3 separate regions of the Homo sapiens genome follow, and all the other regions are linked to region 2. The links are chromatin contacts, found by Hi-C or POLR2A ChIA-PET in ENCODE. All regions are on one chromosome and are shown on one strand. Each heading gives the region's core, a stretch centred on a gene start or an enhancer-like site at or near the end of the contact. The rest is flanking DNA. Distances are from core to core; before and after follow the strand shown.

Region 1 (2,970 bases), core at 471-2,970, 2.6 Mb before region 2:
GGTGTCCAGAAGAGCAGAGCGTCATCAACAGAGAGACGCAGAGGCAAAGGCTAACTGTTGATCTTTTCCCAAATCCAAAAGCTGCTCATTGGCATCCCAATAAATCACTCTACTACAAAGCCCATACAATGGACTGTCCTTTGCATTCAGCATCAAGCAGCATTTAATGAAATATCACACAGCTACAACTTTGGAGACCTAAGGATCTGAATTTAAAATGAACAAAATTGGCTTAGCAGCAGAAGACAGCCAGTAAAGAATTTCGCCCATGTCTGACTCAGCTAGGAAAAGGTTTAGCATTCTAGAGTTAAGCAAATACTCTGGCATTTCTCCTTCTTTTGACATTCCAAGAGGGGGTGTGGTTGACCCCAGGCCCATTCATTTCCAAGGGTGTAGATCTCTCAGCCAAGACTGGCCCCATCTGTTGTGGAGCCAGCCAGCTGTTTATCTCAAAGTAACATATCTATTGCCCTAATTATCCCTATAACTCTTACAAGAGCATCATGTAAGTCAGAATGCTTTCTCTCCTGTTAAATGTCAGTTCGTTTAAAAAAACAACAATAACAAAACAACCAAAATCACTCTTCCATGGGCACCTTTCAGTAATGGCAAATGAAGGTTAACAGCGCTTCTAACTTTCCCTTTCTCTAATGTGTTAAAATGAACCCCTCTTCCCTAATCGATCTCTTCAAACCGTTATTTGTGAGTAGTGACTATGCCTCAGGAAACAGCAGCTCATTATGGTACCATTGTCAGTGGCAAAGAGCCTATGCAATGTAATTTAAAACACACAAGCACAAATCTGTCGGCTCCACTTCCAAACAATCTTGAATCCAGCAGTCGGAGAACGGAAAACATTTAACAAAAACGCTGCTTCCAGCAGCCTGAAAGAACCTTCGCCAGACACGTGAAATGTTTCTGACTGGCACGGAGTGCACCATTAAAGGACACTGTCACCTCAAATCAGCAGAAAAGGCGAGACAAACCACATAGACATACACACATAAAATAAAGCCCTACAAAACTTAAGCACGTTCATCTTAAAAATTAATAACTAGTGCTCGTCCAAGCGACATTCAAATGTTCTAAAGTAGTGCGACCACATTAATTCACTGTCTCCATTTCTCCCCACGCATCACCCCTTCCCACTCAAACCTCAGCTCTCGGGCCGTGTGTGACAGGACTGCAGTCCCCCACCTCTGCCTTCCTCAGATTTTCCAAGAGCACTCCCCAACATCCTTCCCAGCCCAGCCCCCTCTCTCCGCCTCAAAAAGGTTGAGAGGAGTTGCGACTAGGGAATTGGCAGGCACCCGTCCTCTGGCGGGGGAAGGTTGCTGGAGTTGTTCTTTGCAGTGACCCAAATGGCACAGAGCTTTTCCCCTTAGCTGTGCCTGCAAGCCTCTCCCCAATCCCCCCCACCTCCCCACCGCTCACAGCTTCCCAAAAGAAAGCCTTGAGAACTAAGCGGGAGGAATAACTTGGTAGAAGCATTTGAATAAATCACTTCAACTCACCTGGTTTGGGATTTTTCTCCCCACCCCAGGCATAAACAGAAATGGATGTGCGAATGAGTCACGCACGCAAGGGAAGGTCTGCGATGTCCTGAGTCCAAGGGCTGGAGTCAGTCCCTGCCCTGGTGCTGCTGCTACACTTAGCTCAGCTGGAGCGAGCGGCAATCGCAAGCCCAGCAGCAGCAGGGGGTGGAGAGACCGTAGCACAATGAATGCAGTGGGGCTTTTGCAATGACATCATCCCTCTGTCCAAACGTCCCCAATAGCCATGCTCGGGAGCGGTGCTTTCTGGGAACTGTAGTCTTCTTACGTCCTGAAGGGATACCCAGGCAATCCCCGAAACTACAATGCCCAAAATGCTCCAAGTGGGACGCGCCCAGAGTGAAGGAGCAAAGGGGACTCGGCCGCCATGTTAGGAGTACTGGGACGATTCCGCGGAGCCGGGCAGAGGTTTTAGGGGTGCGCAGGAGTCAAGTGGTGGTTCAGTGGGGACGGTGAGGTGGAGGACGATCTGGTCGGATAGCCGCGGGCACGAACCTGGGAACCAGAGGGTGGAGGCCATGCTGGGGACTGATGTAGGGCGGGACCGACTGGAAGCGGCATCCAGAGGCCCAGTGAGCCTCGGTCTCAGCTCCTGAAGGGGTTGCATGGGGCCCTACGCTTCCTTCTCCATTTTTTAGCTAAGAGATTGAGAGAGTCGGTTTACTTTTGGGCTTGGAGTATCATTTAGATCTGTTAACAGTACAGTTGAGAGAGTTGGTGTCTTTTGTTGAGGTGCGAGGACCCGAGGCGGCGACCCTCGCCTTTATTCGGAGAAGCCCACTTCCACCCACAGAGTTGGGGTAGTCCTCCGAAATGCATTTTTGTTTTGCCGTTTGTTTTCCAACCCCCTTTCACTCTCCCCAAAGCTTCAGATTCACTGATTTTTCATACAGGAATGATTAACAAAGGCGTCCGAAGAAATCGTTGTTGGAAGGTGACCAAGGTGGAAAGAGACGTTGCTTTGGCCCTGCAAGTAAGAAGAGAGAGGGAATAGCCTGAAGGAGTAACACTAAATTTAAAATGACACTTTTTTACCAACCAGCGAAAGCAGATGTTCAAAGGGGATATTGGCCAGGTGCGGTCGCTCACGCCTTTAATCCCAGCACTTTGGGGGCAGACGCGGGGAGATAGCGTGATTCTAGGAGTTCAACCCCAGCCTGGGCAACATGCGGAGACCCCGTACCGTCTCTACAAAAACATTAAACAAAAAAATTAGCTGGGCATGGTGGTGTACCCCTGTAGTTGCAGCTACACTAGAGGCTGAGGTGGGAGGATCGCTTGAGCCCGGGATGTTGAGGCTGCAGTGAGCCTCGATCCTACCACTGTGCTCCAGCCTGGGCGACAGCAAGCCCGTGTCTCAGAAAAGGCGGGAGGGGTGGGATATTATTGATGATAGGCCTTCTGACGTCTGGCAATA
Region 2 (2,905 bases), core at 1-2,500:
TTGAAAAAAAAGGAAAGCAATCCCTTGGCATGGAGACATTAAAGTGACAGTGCTACTCAATGGGCACTTGATGCAGGATGAGTTGGCGAAGCAGATTTCTTCACACTGGAGTCATTCACATCATGCCATCTCTTCGCATTCAAGCAGCTCCCTATCCGGCGAGGAAAAACACTGAGACTTCGAGAGAAGCCAAACCTTCCCCCAAAGGTGTTTTCAGAGACGCCGTAGTAGTATTAGACATGTAAGCATAAGCTATGTAAACGGTCCGCGATTTCCTAAATGAGAAAGTGCAGCTGCTTGGCTTTCACATCCACCTTTTCTCTCAATCTCTCTTCAAACTACCCACCTTCCTTTTGCAGAAAAGACAAGACATTTCTTTGCCACCGCTGGCCACCCCTGCCCAAGCCCCGTTCTTTTAGGGAAGAGCACTGAAATGTCCTGCACCCTCCACGCGATGAAGTGTTTCCTCAGGCAGGAGCAACAGCAGCACTAGAAATTATATAACTCTCGAATTTGGCTTCTGTAAGACATGGAGACTGGAGGGTCGGGGGTTGCCGGTCTGGGAGATACTGCTGGGCATTTAACGTGCACAAAACAGCGCCAGGCCTTGCAGTGCCCCCCACCCCGAGACACGGCTGACAAGTGGGTCTTCTCGCGGGGGTAGTGGGCAAATTTCTCTCCGGTCTCTTTCCAAGCGGGGCTAAAGGATGCAAATTGAGGGGACTACAGACTGGGGAGAGGAGTCAGACGGCTGAGAGGAGAGGAGGCTAGTCGGGGCTGCTCTGACGGCGCTGGGCGGCTGGTCCGGGGTTTGGAGGAGGAGGTGCCCGAGAAACAGAGCTTTAACACCACACAGGCCAGGGCAAAGGGGCGAGTTCCCTCAAGGACTGAAAGGGGCAGGCAGCTAGTTCCCAGCTGCCCTGAGGAGAGGCAGGAGCGCAGTAACATTACAACATTCGGGCCGCCCCATCTTTCCCGCAGGACGCGAAGAGATCAGGGAGCTAAGCTGATAAATAGTCAGGGAAGGAAATACTCGGCTGGCGAGGGGGGCAGGCCCACAGGCGCCTGGACCTCCTCTAAGCGAATAAGTGGCCGTAATTTCTAGACGCCGCGCCCAATCACAGTCAGGATGGAGGGCGCGGCTTTTGACTGAGTGGGGGCGGGCCCGGGCTGCAATCGAGAGGCGTTGAGCCGTAAATCAGCACCACTTCCCGCCCAGGGCGTTCTGGGTCCCCGCCCACCGGCAAGTCACATGAGCCACCAAAATGGTGGTGTTCGGGTATGAGGCTGGGACTAAGCCAAGGGATTCAGGTGTGGTGCCGGTGGGAACTGAGGAAGCGCCCAAGGTAGGCGGAAATCCGAAGTGGTATGGGGGGTGATTTCTGCACCTTCAAAGTGTTGGCAGACTCTTCTAAGATGATACCTTTAAAGGAGATTTGAAAAGTTAAAACAGCTCCCAAGTCCATGCAAGGAGCAGTCGATTAAGTCTCCAGTTGCTGTGGAAAGAGGCGGAGAGAACGTAGATGACCTAAATTCTAGTCCTCATTATCTGCAGTTTGTTTTCTCTTGTCTCCAGGCCTTTGCACAGGCTTTTTCTTCAACTTGGAGTATTTCCCTGCTTCTATCCGTCCCAACTCCCCTGCCAAACTGTTCTCTTTCGGTTATTGATTTAAATGTCACTTCTTCCGGGAAGCCTTCCCACGCTTCCTCTGGCTAGATTGTTTGCTTTTTCTTAGGTTGTTGGGTTTTTCGTTTATGTCACTCTCTCATTCTGTGTTTAAATTGCCAGCTTTTTTGTTCTGAACTCCCACTGCGTTGTGGATTCCTGAGGATGGGATGACTGTATCTTGATTACCCGGAGGTCTGGCATATACCACGTGCTCCCTAAATTATGAGCGAATGTTGAATAAAATTCTAAAGGTGAAATTTATTATTAGGTGAAAAATTTATTATTAGGTAAAATAATACACATGAAAGCACTACAAAACCGTTAGATGATTTGCAAACTATAAACCTACATAAATGCACTCTTACTGGTATAAGCGTGGTGACTAGTTGAGTGGCCTTAAGGGGGAAGGGGTGTAATGAAAGCACTGGAGTCTTTGACAGTGCCTTGCAAAGCTTAAGCACTCAAATATTTCCTGTGTTCTTTCCAGTATTTCAGTATTTGCTGTCCTGTAATCATAATCCTGGGTGTCTGTTTTCCCTATAGAGACTTTAGGGTGTAGACTAGGTAGGAGATTAGTAGAAGATATTGCCTGGAAGTTTGTTTTGTTTTTTGTTTTTGGTGGAAGGTGGAGGATTTCAATGAATTGGATGAGAGCAAAACAAAAATTTATCTATGGTTTATGGTTACTCATGTTATTGACGTCTGCCAAGACAGCAGATGTCTTAGTACAATAGATGGGTTAGGTATAGAATCTCCCTTAGATGTTACTATCCCTTATACTTTCCATTTGGGTGTCAGGGAGAGGGAAAAGATGTAAGTCTAGTCACTGAAAAATTGTAATTTGTAAAATATTTTACCTTTTTTTCCCCCTGCCCTCTCCAGAAATGTTACAGAAAAAGATTGAGTACATTTCTGCCATGATGCAGAGAAAGAAACTGGTCCATTATTACTCATTGTGTAACACCATAAGAAGGTTCAAAGGAGCTCATACCTTCTGTATGTTGATGCCAGGAACTGTGTATAATGAACTGGCCTTCTATAGTTAGGATTGGTACATACCGCTCATTCAGCAAATGAGTATTACAGTGATATTCAACATGTGTCCATTGACTACAGCATCAGAAGCACTAAGTGCTATTAAAATGCAGATTCTAGGCCTCATCCTACTCCTGCTGAATCCAGGTATCTCAGGAGGGAATTCATGAGACTGCATTTCAAATAAATACCCCATGTGAT
Region 3 (2,889 bases), core at 349-2,848, 2.7 Mb before region 2:
GGGTGTGAATTTCGAGGTAGGCTCCGTTGCCCGGGCTCTGAGGGTCAGGGTTCCCGGCGGTTGGGCCTGGGACGGCGAAGCCCCCGCTCCCCCTTACCTTCTGTTGGAAGTAGAGAACCGAATAGTTCTTGGCTACAGCCGGGAGGGATGTGGGGTTGGTTGGCAAGTGTAGGCTGCCGAGGGCCCTTAAGGCCGGCCGGAGGGCTATGGTGGCCCAGGGCGCCAGAAAAGACAGAAGCAGGAGCAGGAGGGCTCGGCGGCCCATGGCTCAGGCTGGAGACTGCAGTGCGGGTGGGAGGGCGAAAAGGAGGCCAGCAGAAGCGCACAGGCTAAGCCCTGCCCAGCCTGCAGCTCCGCCCGCCGCAAAACAGCTCCTCCCAGGGGAAACCCAAAGCCAGCCAGCTCCTCAGAGACGCCGCCCAAGCCAGGTCACCACAGCCACTCCGCCCCCATCCCCGAGGACACCGCCTCCACTCCACTTTCCTCTCGTGCCATCTGCTCCTTAGCACTCACCTTCATTGCGGTCACACCCCAAGTCTGCCCTTATCATGCTAGGGCCTCTTCCTAACTCATCGCTGTAGCCCATGCTTTATCTATAGCGCCCCCGAAGCCCACCTGTCCTTCAGGTCACCCAATATCCCTACCATTATCATCACCACCAAACCCTGCCCTGGCCACCGCAATTCCATTGCGACACCTCCTGCCTTCCGCAAATCCTACGTAACGGCAATAACAGCTACCATGACAATTTATTGAAGGTTCACTACAGGCCAGTGTATCACGAGGCAGGGAGGCACACGCATCATCTCCTCTAACTAAATCGTCACAGCAATCTTGTGCGTCGTATATGATTGTTATTCCCATCTACAGATGTGGAAACTGAGGCTCAGAGAGGTGCGGGAACTTGCACTAGATCACTCAGCAGTGAGCGGAGCACGTCGTCGCAGACCGCTGGGTCCAGGTCCAAAGACTGTGCTCCTTGCACCCACCTCCATCTGGAGCCTAACCACTCCCTATGATACTCCGTTCTTGGGTCACCCCAAAACTGTGTTGCTCGCACAACCCATCCATTACACAGGTCGCCCCGGGTCCACATCGCCCCTAAATCCCGCCAGGTCCCGGTCCCTTCTTTCAAATAACGCCCCCTTTCTTCTCCGGCACCCGAAAACCCACTCCGCGCTCCACCCCCCTCCTGCCTCCTGCCACCGCCCCCTTCCTCCCTCCGCCCGTGGGTAGTGCTAGCCCCTAGGACAGCGCCGGGTCTGGCTTCCAAAGCTCCCTCAACCCTCTTCATCCAGCTTCCATTCCCTCTTTCAGTCACCCCGCCAGACCCCAGGGCGCTGCGGCTCACTCCACACTTTCCCGGGAACCCTACGCCCAGGAGGCTCAGCGAAGCTCCAAAACCAATTTTACGGACTGTACTACTGATCCACCTGTCGGGGAGAAAGACTCTACCCGCAGTTTGACGAAAATGGTCGTTTCCAGATGCTTGTAGGATTTCCTCGCTAAGCTCCACCCTCTGCGGCGCCTTCTTCTGATTGGCTCTGAGTAATCAGAGCCAAAGCGTTACTTCCGGCGGAAAAGGACGCGGGAGATTCGATTGGAAGGCTGCCGGCGTGCTACTGAGTTCGGCCGGTCCGAGTCACTGTGCGTCGCCTGGGCCCGTTCCTGGTCTTCTCCCCCAGGTGAGCTGGGTAAAGGGGTTCTCGGGAAGCCGAAGAGCCGGAGACTCCTAAGGAGGCTCTTAACTTCATTATGAATGAGACCCACCCAGAGCCCGGCGCTTGTTTTTTCACAAGTGGTTCTCTGTAAACGGGCAGCCATGAGGGTAACAGAATATAAACGTCAGTTATTTTATTTTAGACTCAGTGCTTTTGCAATCACCTAACGAACGTTTATTGAACACTTACAGTGCCATCGAGCTAGACTCGGAGTGAGCTTTTAGAATCGGAAATAGAGAGGAAAAGGCGCGACTCTTGCTTCTGTAATGTGCAAATACGTATTCAGTGGGCCACTGTGCAGAGTAGTACGTGCTGAAAGGGGATCTTCCAAAATGCTATGATGGCTTAGAAGGAACATATTTTAACTGAGCCATGTGCTTAAACCAGAGCTTGAAAGTTTTCTTCCTTTTCACATCCAGCCAGTCCCTACCAGCCTCTTGAATATCTCAGATCTGTTCACTTCTCTCCGTTTTTTACTGACATTATTTTGGTTCGACCCTATGACTGCTACATAGCTGTGACAGTAACCCCCCCCTCCCCCGCCGCCCCAGCTGGTTCTCCTGCTTTCAATCTTGCTACCTTCCAGTCCAGTCTCCACATTGCTGGGCTGATAAAGTTCATATTTGACCGAGGCACTCCCCATTGAAAACCTTTCAGTCGCTCCTATTTGCCCTCAGGTTTAAGCCCAAACTCTTTAACATGACTTACAGACTCTTTCCTATCTGACTTTTGCCTGGCTCTTCAGCCCTAGTGGTTTTCCACCGCTCCAGCCATATAGAATGTCTTTTGTGTTCCTGAAGTGCACTATCCTCCTTCTCACCCCAAACCGTCTTCTGACCCTGTCCCTGACCTGGCTAATTCTTAGTCAGTTTGCAAAGCCTTTTAAATCAGAAACCCTTTCCTGACCCCACAGGACTGGATCACAGAGCACCAAGTAATTATTTGTTTATTCTGCAGATAGTTAAATGCTTCTTTCGTCTGTGCCAAGAATTGCTAGGTACTGAGATCCAATGATGAACAAGGTAGATTCCTGTTCTAATGGAACTTACCTTTTATGGATGGAATTAAGGAGAATTTACAAGGAAACTATGTGAATTAGACTGGTCTAAGAAGACCTTTCCAAGGAGTTGATACTGATGCCTAAAAGATGAGCGTGATCCAACCATGC

The links. A loop is a pair of places that touch in the nucleus more often than their neighbours do. ChIA-PET counts read pairs that join two places held with the same protein, here RNA polymerase II (POLR2A). Pooled maps may share reads with other maps.
Region 1: a pooled map shows a loop between it and region 2 (4-fold over the local background). The contact joins the promoter of RAB30 here to the promoter of TMEM126B in region 2. A Hi-C loop is called at or near these places in 7 of 50 pooled maps. POLR2A ChIA-PET finds 5 or more read pairs at or near these places in 3 of 52 experiments (GM12878, WTC11 and activated T-cell).
Region 3: a map of gastrocnemius medialis shows a loop between it and region 2 (9-fold over the local background). The contact joins the promoter of DDIAS here to the promoter of TMEM126B in region 2. A Hi-C loop is called at or near these places in 3 of 168 maps with a recorded cell type or tissue (CD8-positive, alpha-beta T cell, gastrocnemius medialis and naive thymus-derived CD4-positive, alpha-beta T cell) and 10 of 50 pooled maps. POLR2A ChIA-PET finds 5 or more read pairs at or near these places in 1 of 52 experiments (T-cell).

What each region holds. Positions count from the first base shown.
Region 1 is chr11:83,070,177-83,073,146 of GRCh38, forward strand. RAB30 (RAB30, member RAS oncogene family) reads right to left here and starts at 1,721. Exons shown (of 5, transcript NM_001286060.2): 1 at 1,515-1,721. RAB30-DT (RAB30 divergent transcript) reads left to right here and starts at 1,890. Exons shown (of 3, transcript NR_038903.1): 1 at 1,890-1,970; 2 at 2,447-2,628. It overlaps LINC02951 (long intergenic non-protein coding RNA 2951), which reads right to left. Exons shown (of 3, transcript NR_186233.1): 3 at 2,226-2,520. RefSeq lists an enhancer at 1,674-2,163.
Region 2 is chr11:85,627,343-85,630,247 of GRCh38, forward strand. It overlaps TMEM126B (transmembrane protein 126B), which reads left to right and starts at 1,251. Exons shown (of 5, transcript NM_018480.7): 1 at 1,251-1,346. The coding sequence starts at 1,266. It overlaps DLG2 (discs large MAGUK scaffold protein 2), which reads right to left and starts at 2. Exons shown (of 28, transcript NM_001142699.3): 1 at 1-2. RefSeq lists enhancers at 48-556, 429-588, 669-718, 859-1,048, 1,299-1,348 and 1 more.
Region 3 is chr11:82,900,138-82,903,026 of GRCh38, forward strand. It overlaps DDIAS (DNA damage induced apoptosis suppressor), which reads left to right and starts at 1,599. Exons shown (of 6, transcript NM_145018.4): 1 at 1,599-1,685. LOC124902602 reads right to left here and starts at 1,918. Exons shown (of 2, transcript XM_047427953.1): 1 at 1,911-1,918; 2 at 777-1,544. The coding sequence starts at 1,918. The coding sequence ends at 887. It overlaps PRCP (prolylcarboxypeptidase), which reads right to left and starts at 293. Exons shown (of 9, transcript NM_005040.4): 1 at 98-293. The coding sequence starts at 265. RefSeq lists enhancers at 19-68, 189-248, 399-498, 779-828 and silencers at 1,039-1,088, 1,139-1,228.